3 separate regions of the Homo sapiens genome follow, and all the other regions are linked to region 1. Evidence: chromatin contacts called from ENCODE Hi-C or POLR2A ChIA-PET data. All regions are on one chromosome and are shown on one strand. Each heading gives the region's core, a stretch centred on a gene start or an enhancer-like site at or near the end of the contact. The rest is flanking DNA. Distances are from core to core; before and after follow the strand shown. Region 1 overlaps C3orf52 (chromosome 3 open reading frame 52). Region 2 holds the start of USF3 (upstream transcription factor family member 3). Region 3 holds the start of SIDT1 (SID1 transmembrane family member 1).

Region 1 (3,079 bases), core at 580-3,079:
GACTGAAGACTAAATTTCCTCTGTTAGGAATGTATAAACCTTGCAATTTTATCTAAGATTTTACACTAAAATTCAATGAAATGAAATGAAAACGTAAGCATTTAATAGTGGTTTTAAAAATCAGTAACTTTTGTTCATCTGTGTTTTCTTTTTAGAATGAAGTGATGGAGGCTGGTCTCTGTCTGAAAGCAGTGCTCTACCAAGTCCTGGAGATGAAGGGAATTCACTCTGTTTTGCAGAAAAGATTCTGTGGATTAATACAGAAGCACCAGCAACACCAGAGGGGTGGAGACTCCTTTCTCTCCCGATTCTACAGTCTGGCTCTAAGCCCAGTAAAACAGCTCCCGAGCACTGCTTCAGCTGGGTCCAGTCTTGACAAAGGCAGGAAGCCAGCTAGGGTGGGGGCGATAGGGTCAGCGGGTATGTCCCACTGTTGGAGGTCACTGGTATTCTGTTTGTTTTTGTTTTGTTTCGTTTTGTTTTTTGAGACAGGGTCTCGTTCTGTCGCTTAGCTGGAGTGCGGTGGCGTGATCATGGCACTGCTATTCTTGAAGCACTCCACCCACCTGGGCTACTTTTTCTTTAGTGCAGAGGTGCACTGTCTTCTTTTAGGTGGGATCGCGTAAGCATGAGCTGGTAGAGCACGGAGAGGCAGGCAGCCAGGTTACGAAGACTAAGCCAATTATTCACTGAAGTCATCCTCCTCCCCCCCACCATTCGATTTGATCTACCTCTAAGCCAGGCTGTGAAGAAAAGGAAGGCACTTTAGAAGACCTCAGCAGTGTGGTTCTGTGTCTACTTCCATGACCTGTACCTGAGTATCTTAGCCAGCCAGCCTTAGGAACACCACCAAGGTTACTTTGAAATCTATGTATATAGCTAGTTACAGACGGGAGCTATGTGTTTCTTCATTATTTTGCAGCTCCTCGTTGTTCCTGTGATTCCTGAACACCTTTTTGGAAATATGGGTCTCTGTGAGTTTTGAGCACACTACTATCACTTTGGATAGTCACTCCATTTATATTTTTATAAACTTCCATTAGAGAATCATTAAGGCTGTTTAATATCTGCTCTGGATATTACGCATTGGCTTTTTGTTGCCTAGTGCTACAAACCTTCCTGTGGGACTCAGTGTCTTCAGGCAATGATTGTGTATCCTGTTACAGATGGTTGTGATACAAGAAGAACCACTCTTCTTTGAAAATAAACTCTTGGAAGCTTTTGCCAGCTATTTGGGGGGTAGGAGGAATATTAGCAACTGTATTGGTTGTCTACAGATACAGAATTGCCTGTTGTGAGGGAACTGATTGTTTTGTTGGGAAAAGAAATTTACCAGGAGAAAGAGTTTTGTGCTGTATTGTGAGAGATCTCGCCTCTCAGTTAAATGAGCCCTGGGTTAAAGTCAGTGTGAAGGGCAGCTGTGTGCGGGCACGAGCCAGAGTGTCTGCCTCAGACTAGATTTGACTTGAGTTCTTTATGACCCAGGACTCTGGATAATGTGAATTTGCTTTCCTATTTAACTAGAAGATACATGTACTATAGATCATTGTCTCATTTTAGTGATTGTTCCTTAAACTAGTGAAACTAGTGGATTTCTCTTCTTCCTCTTTATTTTCTGCATGTTAAATGTGAACCTTAGTGTATTTGTATTTTGTAGAAAATAATGAAAAATTTTAATGGAGAATGATTTAAAAACATTTACAATACATTATTTTTGCATCTGTGTTGTTGCATTCCCATTGGCTGAGCTTTGGGCTGGGTTTTTGTTTGTTTGTTTTTTGCAGTAAATGGTGTTGAGCATAATTTTTTTCATTTCCCTTAGGGCAGCTTCCTCTTCTGGGTGAATAAGATCAAGCCAAGTTTGGCTGGGGCGGCCTGGGTTCTCCCCTCTGTTCCAGCAAGAGCAGGCAGAGGCCATCCCCTCCTCTTTCTCTGAGGCCCTCTCTGGCAGGACTTGGTATCTGAAAGGGCTTGGACTTGAAGGAACAGCCTGTTCATGTCTGGAGGCAGGATTTGGTTTTGTTCTTCCCTTCTTGTTCAGAAAGCACCAAGATGCAAGTACCTTGTCTTGGGTTTTGACCATTTGCAAGTCATAGAGAGGACTTTCCATAGATTTGACTTTTCTGCCCAAATGGTATGGGAAAAAACTAACCTTTGTGACTAACATATTTGGTGGTGTTTGAAAAAAAACGGCCCTTACAAATGCACTGTTCTGCTATAGGAGATAAATCTACTGGTCATCACACAACATCATGATGAGCATAATGCCTGGTACATAGTGAGGTTTTAATAATTGAAGGATTTGAGAAGAAAACTGCTCTTCTCTGGATGTCACTTAGATATGGATAGAATGGCAACAGCCATATCAGCAGAACCTGCTCCTGTTCCTCTGCCAACAAAAATTCCAGCCATGTGTCTGATTCTTTTTTGCCTTTCAATTTAATTTAGTTCTACAGATTTGAAAAAATGATGTGTTTTATGGAAGGCTATGGGGATACTAGTGGAGAAGACAACAATAAGAAAAGAAGCTGTTAGTCTTATTAAGGAGTCAGGATCAGTACAGATGAAACAGGAAACAGCAGAAAAAAATACCCAGGGGTCAAAAACAAAGGCAGTCTGGGCGCGGTGGCTCAAGCCTGTAATCCCAGCACTTTGGGAGGCCGAGGCAGGCAGATCACCTGAGGTTAGGAGCTCGAGACCAGCCTGACAAACATGGTGAAACCCCATCTCTACTAAAAATTAGCCAGGCGTGGTGGCAGGCGCCTGTAATCCCAGCTACTCAGGAGGCTGAGGCAAGAGAATCGCTTGAACCTAGGAGGCAGAGGTTGCAGTGAGCTGAGATCACGCCATTGCACTCCAGCCTGGGTGACAAGAGTGAAACTCCATAACAAACAAACAAACAAACAAACAAACAGAAACAGTAGGGTTGCGGGTGGTCAGAGAAAAGAGTGGTCAGTATAATCAGAGGACGTTTTTTTGTAGGAAGTAGGACTGAAGCCGAATCCTGAAGCACTGGTGGGATTTGAATAAGAAGATTTGCCTTCCTTTACACATGTTCGTGTCTTCTTAGGATGAGGTA
Region 2 (3,079 bases), core at 334-2,833, 1.6 Mb after region 1:
AAAGTTTACGAACTTGTCTTCTTGTCTTGGGCCGCATTAAAAGCCGTCCTTGGACGGGGGTTGGAAAAGCTTGGCTTAGGCTAAAGCAAAACTGCTTTAGGATTAAGCATTCATTCTTGCATGGATACATTACACTACTTCTGCTTTCAGAAGTGCAATTACAATGTATTTTACTTCTTTTGTAACAAATACTTTGAGTACTTAAAGAGAAACAACACATGTATCCCAAACAGCAACTCTGTACTATGTTAAACAAGAGTTCTATGGGAGAGAAAAAAGTCATCAAGGTGAATGGAGAGTAGGACAGCCTGTTGATCCTTCAAAAGGCAGGTTTGTCTGTTTGGTTTTCTTTACAAAAGAGCAAACCTGGGAATATGTTTCAGGATCCATGTAACTCACCGTAAGATTTATTCAAGAAATCTGTACGTTGTTTATAGGTAAGGAAATGTCTTCTTTGCCTACACAGTTGGCCACGACTGTCTTGATCTGTGTGGTGTTAGGTTACTGTATCTACTTGATGGTAAAAATGTTACAAGAACGGAAGTTGAAATTCTGCACTTTGGTTTATGCAGTCTCATATTTCCAGATAAAGTTAATAAACGCAAAGGACCATATCCCAATGTAACGAGGAGGGTTGGGAGGACAAGCTTCAAGAACGAGTGGGGTGAATTCAACTATCAAAATTGTAAACATGAACAAGAGTCCAGGAATCTTATATTTCATCCGGATACATGAAAGTAGATTTCAAGAGTTGGTCATTCACTTGCACTGCTTCTACTCAGAAAGCAAAAGAACGGCTTCTAAAAAGAAAACACAAGCCTAACACTTCGACAGAGGGGTGAGAGGGAAAAAGCAAGCCACATGAGTCTGACGAACGGGTACGAAAGAAATTCAGAGGGCAAGGAAAGAAGGGGAATGAAGAAGACAGGAAAAGGTGAAGGAGGCGGGCAAAGGCCATCTGGTGTGAACCTGGCTGCCCAGCTCTTTATGCACCCAGGGCAGCGTGGGGCCCCTCTCGCCCCGCGCGCATCTAGGAGCTGGGGCGCAGTGCGAGCCCCCCACGGGCCTGGCAGCCGGGGACGCAGGGCGGGCGGGAGATGAGGGGTGCGCTCGCCGCGGGCGCTGACGCCCCACCAGGTGCCGCACGCAAGGGTCCCCAGGAAGGAGGCGCACTTAGCGCAGCCCTGGCCTCCCGGAGCAGGAAGGGGGTGGGTGGAGCTGAGCCCGGGGCCGCCCTCCGGAGCCGCCCCCGCAGCCCTGGCCCCCGCCCCCCGCCCCGGCTGTCAGCGGCCCCCTCCCGCAGTCACTTACCCGCCGGCTGCGCGGTCTCGGCCGCGGTGGCGGCGGCGACGGCGGCGACCCCCGCCTGGGTCATGATCCCAGGAGGGGAAGGCAGGAGTGTCTGACCGTCTGGGCGAATCTCTCCGTCCGCGGCCACCGCCTGCTCCTCCGGGGCTGGGGGAGCGCGGGCCCAGGCCCTCCTCTCCCCCCGCCCCCGCCGCCTCTTTTTGCGGCCACCGCAGCCGCTGCGAGCCCGAGCCCTCAAGGCCGGAGACCCGGCGGCAGCGCGGCCTCAACTTTCCCAGCCCCCCTCCCCCCGCCCCTCCCCGCCCCTCCCGCGGCCGCAGCTCAGCAAGCGAACAGCCTACCCTGGGCGCGCCGCGTTCCCGCCTCTTTCACTCAACCCGCCAATCAGGCTGCGGGAACGCTGCCGTGGTAGCCAATAAGAAGACAGAATGCCGTTGCACTACGCTAGAGGGCGGGAGGAGGCGGAGAGGAAACCAAGGAGTGAACGGGGATCGGGCGGCCCAATGAGGAGGGCCGGGGGGCGGAGGTGTGCAAGTTGGGTTGAAGAAACAGGAAATATTCTTAAAGGTAGAGTGACGGACAGGAAGGAAAGCCAGTAGGTGAATGGGAAAGAGGTGGGCCTGGTTCCTTAAAGGGGACGCCTTGAGAACCTAGAAAAGAAGGTGTTTTAAGAAACTTCTTTGTATCTTCTTCTGTGGTCTCTTTTCTTCGTCTTTCGGTAGGAGTTTGGAAGTGGAAAAATTGAAAAGGAAGAGGGCACGGAAGTCTTTCGGAATAGTTAGCCCCTCTTAACGTGGAGGGCAGGAAGGTGAGAAGATACGTCTTAGTAAATGTGGAGAAGAAAGAATCAGACGTTTCCGACTTCTCGATAACTGGAAGATTGTTGCTGACTTGACGCTGCTCGCATTCGTAGGCTGTGGTCTCTTGTCATCCTTTATTTGCAACAACACACAGATTTCTGTGAATTGGAGATGGCCATGTTCAGAAATGCCCTGGGGGCCTCCCAGCTGGGACAAGGGAGTTTGGCATTGGGGGATGGGGTTTGAGATCTCAAGCCTGGGTTACTAAATACCTGGATCTAGGAGAGGTAGGGCCAGGGGTCACGAAATGGAGACCTGAGTGCCCCTTAACTCCAGGATCTGTGTGGAGCCCTTGGAACCGTGATCACAACTCCCTCTTCCTAGTTTCGCTTCATATTTTATAACCTCCTGCTGAAACAGGTGTCCTCCACCTAGTTGCGGTTATAGATTTCCAAGCCCTTCCACAACCAGATTTGGAAATATCCCAGATCTTAGATGTCCGTGGGCTAACTTCCAGAAGGTGCACACAGGGCATGGCATAATGGGAATTACTTGAGCCTGTATACAGAAGCAGCAGACATCGCATTGAGCAAAAGGGTAAAGGCTAACAGTAACGGAGTCTTATGTTTGTACAGCAGATTGAAAAGCTATGATGAAACGGAAGGCCTGTAATGTTGCTTATAAACTGTGGTACTAATAAACAGGCTAGAAATTTTCTTTAACTCATCCATCTAGGCACACGAAGTTCTAATTAGCCTTTGAACAGACTTGGCACATCCAAATCAAAACTGCAGATAAGAAAGATTCTACGAGTCAGAGCCATAATAGCAATGCTAATAACATCACCATAAAATTGTATAGTATTGGTATGCTCAGCCATAGGAAACAATTTCCAGTGTGTTCAGAATACAAGGTATTTCTCGTTAACAAATATCATATCCAGGGTGTGCATGATTTCCTAAACAACTGCA
Region 3 (3,079 bases), core at 428-2,927, 1.4 Mb after region 1:
TCTTTCTAATAATGAGACACTTGCCCCCAAAAGAAGGTGTTGACTTGTGAAAGAACCAGTTCCTCATCTCTTATAGTGTTTAAAAAGAACGCCATAATAGAACTCCATAATCCTAGAGACTCCTTTAACTGGTCACACCAGCTAACCTCCAGGACCTTCGTAGATTTCAAGTTTATGAAATGTTGTTGAACTTTGAAAAGAGGCACAGATATTTTGAATACAACAGTTTAAAGTCATTCAAATTCTGGATGAAATTATTTCGTTATGCTCCTCAAAAACAGTGAGTTCTATTTGAAGTTTTACCCCCAGACTCTCCTTTGAATTAGTATTTTTGCCCATATACCCATATATTTTCAAGAAATTTCTTTCTTTCCTTCCTTCCTTCCTTCCTTCCTTTCTTCCTTCCTTCTTCCTTCCTTCCTTTCTTCCTTTTGAGATAGGGTCCTGCTCTGTCATCCAAGCTGGGGTGCAGTGGGGTGTTCACGGCTCATTGCAGCCTCGACCTCCCGGACTCAAGCAGTCCTCCCAACTCAACTCCCAAGTAGCTAGGACGACAGGCATGCACCACCACGCCCAGCTATTTTTGTATTTTTTGTAGAGATGGGGTTTCATCATGTTGCCCAGACTTGTCATGAACACATGGCCTCAAGCTAGCCCACCTCCCACTTCAGCCTCCCAAAGTGCTGGGATTACAGGCATGAGCCACTGCACCTGGCCAAGAACATTCAAAACTTTAAAACTGAAAATTGTCCTAATAAGGAGTCTACTAACTTAATCTTCCATCAGCATTGTTTTCTGATTTCACAGAAAACTTTACAACAAATGTATTGCATTCATTCTTGATGTTTTAAGAAATTAAAGGAATTAGACAAGGTAAAAACAAAAACAAATCTATCTCTTTAAAGATGGCAAGGACTAGGATTTTAATCTGTAATCTTAAATTTTTGAAAAAGATCTTTTCCTTCTTAATGACTTCTTTTTAAATGGTCCTTCAGGTTGAACACAATTACATTCTTTTATAGTATACAGTAATGAAGCTGAAATAAAACAGTGAGTTCTCTTCCACACGTAAATTGTGATTGTTCAATGTTCTGCAAGGTCTTCTGATGGCCCCATTCTCACCCTGCTCCTTACCTGCCTCTTTAACTCTTTAAATCTAATCCCCTAATTTTTATCAGAAAAGTATTTCCTTTTTACGATAGGCTGTGGTTTCTGCCTTTAAAAAAACAATCCTGGGGTTTCTCTCAGAATCTGGAAGAAGTCATTGCAATGGTAAAGTAGGTAAGAGGCTGGGGTGGAAAGAAATGCCTTCTGCATAAATCTAGTTAGTCTGAGTCGTTTTTTGACAACTTCCGGGACCAGACTTCAGGCAGTGCTGGAAATTGTTCTCTTTACCATATCTTTTTTTTTTTAACTGTACATATTTACATACATACACATATGGTGAGGGAGAGAACGTGATGACGTGAGACTCTCCATGGAGAGTAGGAGGTAATAAAGAAATAAAACAGGTGTCTGAGGAGAGGTTCTATTAGAGAGGGGAGAATAGAGAGTAATTATCGTTCAGACAGGCAAGAGTTCTCTGCAGGTAGCAGCCTGGGAAAGCGAACTCGCGCACCCTCTTGGGGGACGGGCTCTTTTGCTTTCTATTTCTTCTCCTGCAGCCAGGGTGCACACGTATTTGAAACAGACCGAATTTCCTCCTCGATGTGGCGTCAGGTTGACTTTTCGAGACTAGCGGGTATTTCTTTTTAATGACTCCAATGCCTTTTTATTATTGCTGTTATTGAGGTTGAGGGAGAAGAGATCGGTCTAAATTCTGGCTGGGTAAGTGGGGGGATTCTCGGCGATGAGAAACGGGGGACTTAGAAGCCGGAGGAAAATCAGCAGCCCCACATCTCCACTTCTCCAGTCCGCCCTACTCTCCACCCGTGACCTCCAGTGGAGACCCCAGGCGGCAGCATCAGTATTTGATCGGCCCTTCGTCAGCACGCTGCCAGCCCTGGCCGGCTGGGTTCGCCAGGCATCACCCGCTCGGCTCTGAAGCGGACGCCTGGCCCTGCACCGGGCTTTGGAAGGACCCTCTCTGCGCTCGCCCCCTCCCCAGGGTGGCTCCGCTTTCGAGCCCGGGCGCGGTGCCCACCATGCGCGGCTGCCTGCGGCTCGCGCTGCTCTGCGCGCTGCCCTGGCTCCTGCTGGCGGCGTCGCCCGGGCACCCGGCGAAATCCCCCAGGCAGCCCCCGGCACCGCGCCGCGACCCCTTCGACGCTGCCAGGGGCGCCGATTTCGATCATGTCTACAGCGGGGTGGTGAACCTCAGCACCGAGAACATCTACTCTTTCAACTACACCAGCCAGCCCGACCAGGTAAGACACTCGCTCCCCTCGCTCGACTCCTAGAACTTGCCAGATCTCAGAGCCCCGTCGCTGCTTTGGAGTCCCCTGGGAATTGACCTTGGGAGACTTCGGGGACCAGGGGACTTTCTTTCCCTTTCTCCTCCGAAGCAATCGCTGCCCTGCCCTAGCTGCCTCAACACGCCTCGGGGACAACTCTGCTTCGCCTCGCGCCTCTCCTGGCCTGGTCAAGGGCATTGCTGGGCTTTGCAGAGGCACCAGTTCCCCGCACCGTCTGCGGGTCCTGGGTCCCTGCTGGGTCTTTCTCCAGGAAAGTCCTGATTTCTAGGGTTGCGGGGTGTGGTGTGGAGTGCGAAGAAGAACCGCACCTCGGTTCCTAATCCCCTGCAGGGAAGAAACCTAATTTCAAGTGGCTGATTCAGCCAGACCCTTCTATTTCATAGCGCATGGGGAGGGAGAACTGCTCAGAATCTAAAATGGAAATTGTGTGAAAATGGACGGAAGCTGCAGAACCTCTGTGCATTCAACAGTCACTTCCTGCGTTTTTGTGCCATTGTCACACGTTGTGCTTCAGAGACGCCAGAAGACCTGGGCAAAGACGTGAGAACTGCAGCCATCAGCTGATCAATCCAGGTTTTGATTTTAAATAAGGATGGATAATTGTGTGAAAGTTCTAGACCTATTTTTGACAAAAGTTGAGGGAAGATAAGGAGGGAAAAATGTTC

The links. Hi-C counts contacts between places; a loop is a spot of excess contacts on that map. ChIA-PET counts read pairs that join two places held with the same protein, here RNA polymerase II (POLR2A). Pooled maps may share reads with other maps.
Region 2: a map of naive thymus-derived CD4-positive, alpha-beta T cell shows a loop between it and region 1 (4-fold over the local background). The contact joins the promoter of USF3 here to the enhancer-like site in region 1. A Hi-C loop is called at or near these places in 1 of 168 maps with a recorded cell type or tissue (naive thymus-derived CD4-positive, alpha-beta T cell) and 7 of 50 pooled maps. POLR2A ChIA-PET finds 5 or more read pairs at or near these places in 1 of 52 experiments (OCI-LY7).
Region 3: a map of naive thymus-derived CD4-positive, alpha-beta T cell shows a loop between it and region 1 (2.7-fold over the local background). The contact joins the promoter of SIDT1 here to the enhancer-like site in region 1. A Hi-C loop is called at or near these places in 1 of 168 maps with a recorded cell type or tissue (naive thymus-derived CD4-positive, alpha-beta T cell), 4 of 37 single-sample maps with no recorded cell type and 8 of 50 pooled maps. POLR2A ChIA-PET finds 5 or more read pairs at or near these places in 1 of 52 experiments (activated CD4-positive, alpha-beta T cell).

What each region holds. Positions count from the first base shown.
Region 1 is chr3:112,116,487-112,119,565 of GRCh38, forward strand. C3orf52 (chromosome 3 open reading frame 52) reads left to right here. Exons shown (of 6, transcript NM_024616.3): 6 at 156-1,724. The coding sequence ends at 160. Among named protein-coding and RNA genes, the nearest start is that of MIR567, 5.2 kb to the left of the region's middle. Within about 2 kb of position 1,830, at least 5 of the 41 ENCODE cell types and tissues checked have a DNase peak (open chromatin) inside an H3K27ac peak, as active enhancers do; they include OCI-LY7, where a contact is called at or near this core.
Region 2 is chr3:113,695,059-113,698,137 of GRCh38, forward strand. It overlaps USF3 (upstream transcription factor family member 3), which reads right to left and starts at 1,584. Exons shown (of 7, transcript NM_001009899.4): 1 at 1,312-1,584. RefSeq lists silencers at 915-1,304, 1,325-1,794.
Region 3 is chr3:113,530,878-113,533,956 of GRCh38, forward strand. It overlaps SIDT1 (SID1 transmembrane family member 1), which reads left to right and starts at 1,678. Exons shown (of 25, transcript NM_017699.3): 1 at 1,678-2,366. The coding sequence starts at 2,145. RefSeq lists enhancers at 1,070-1,289, 1,310-1,499, 1,640-1,969, 2,440-2,569 and a silencer at 2,240-2,289.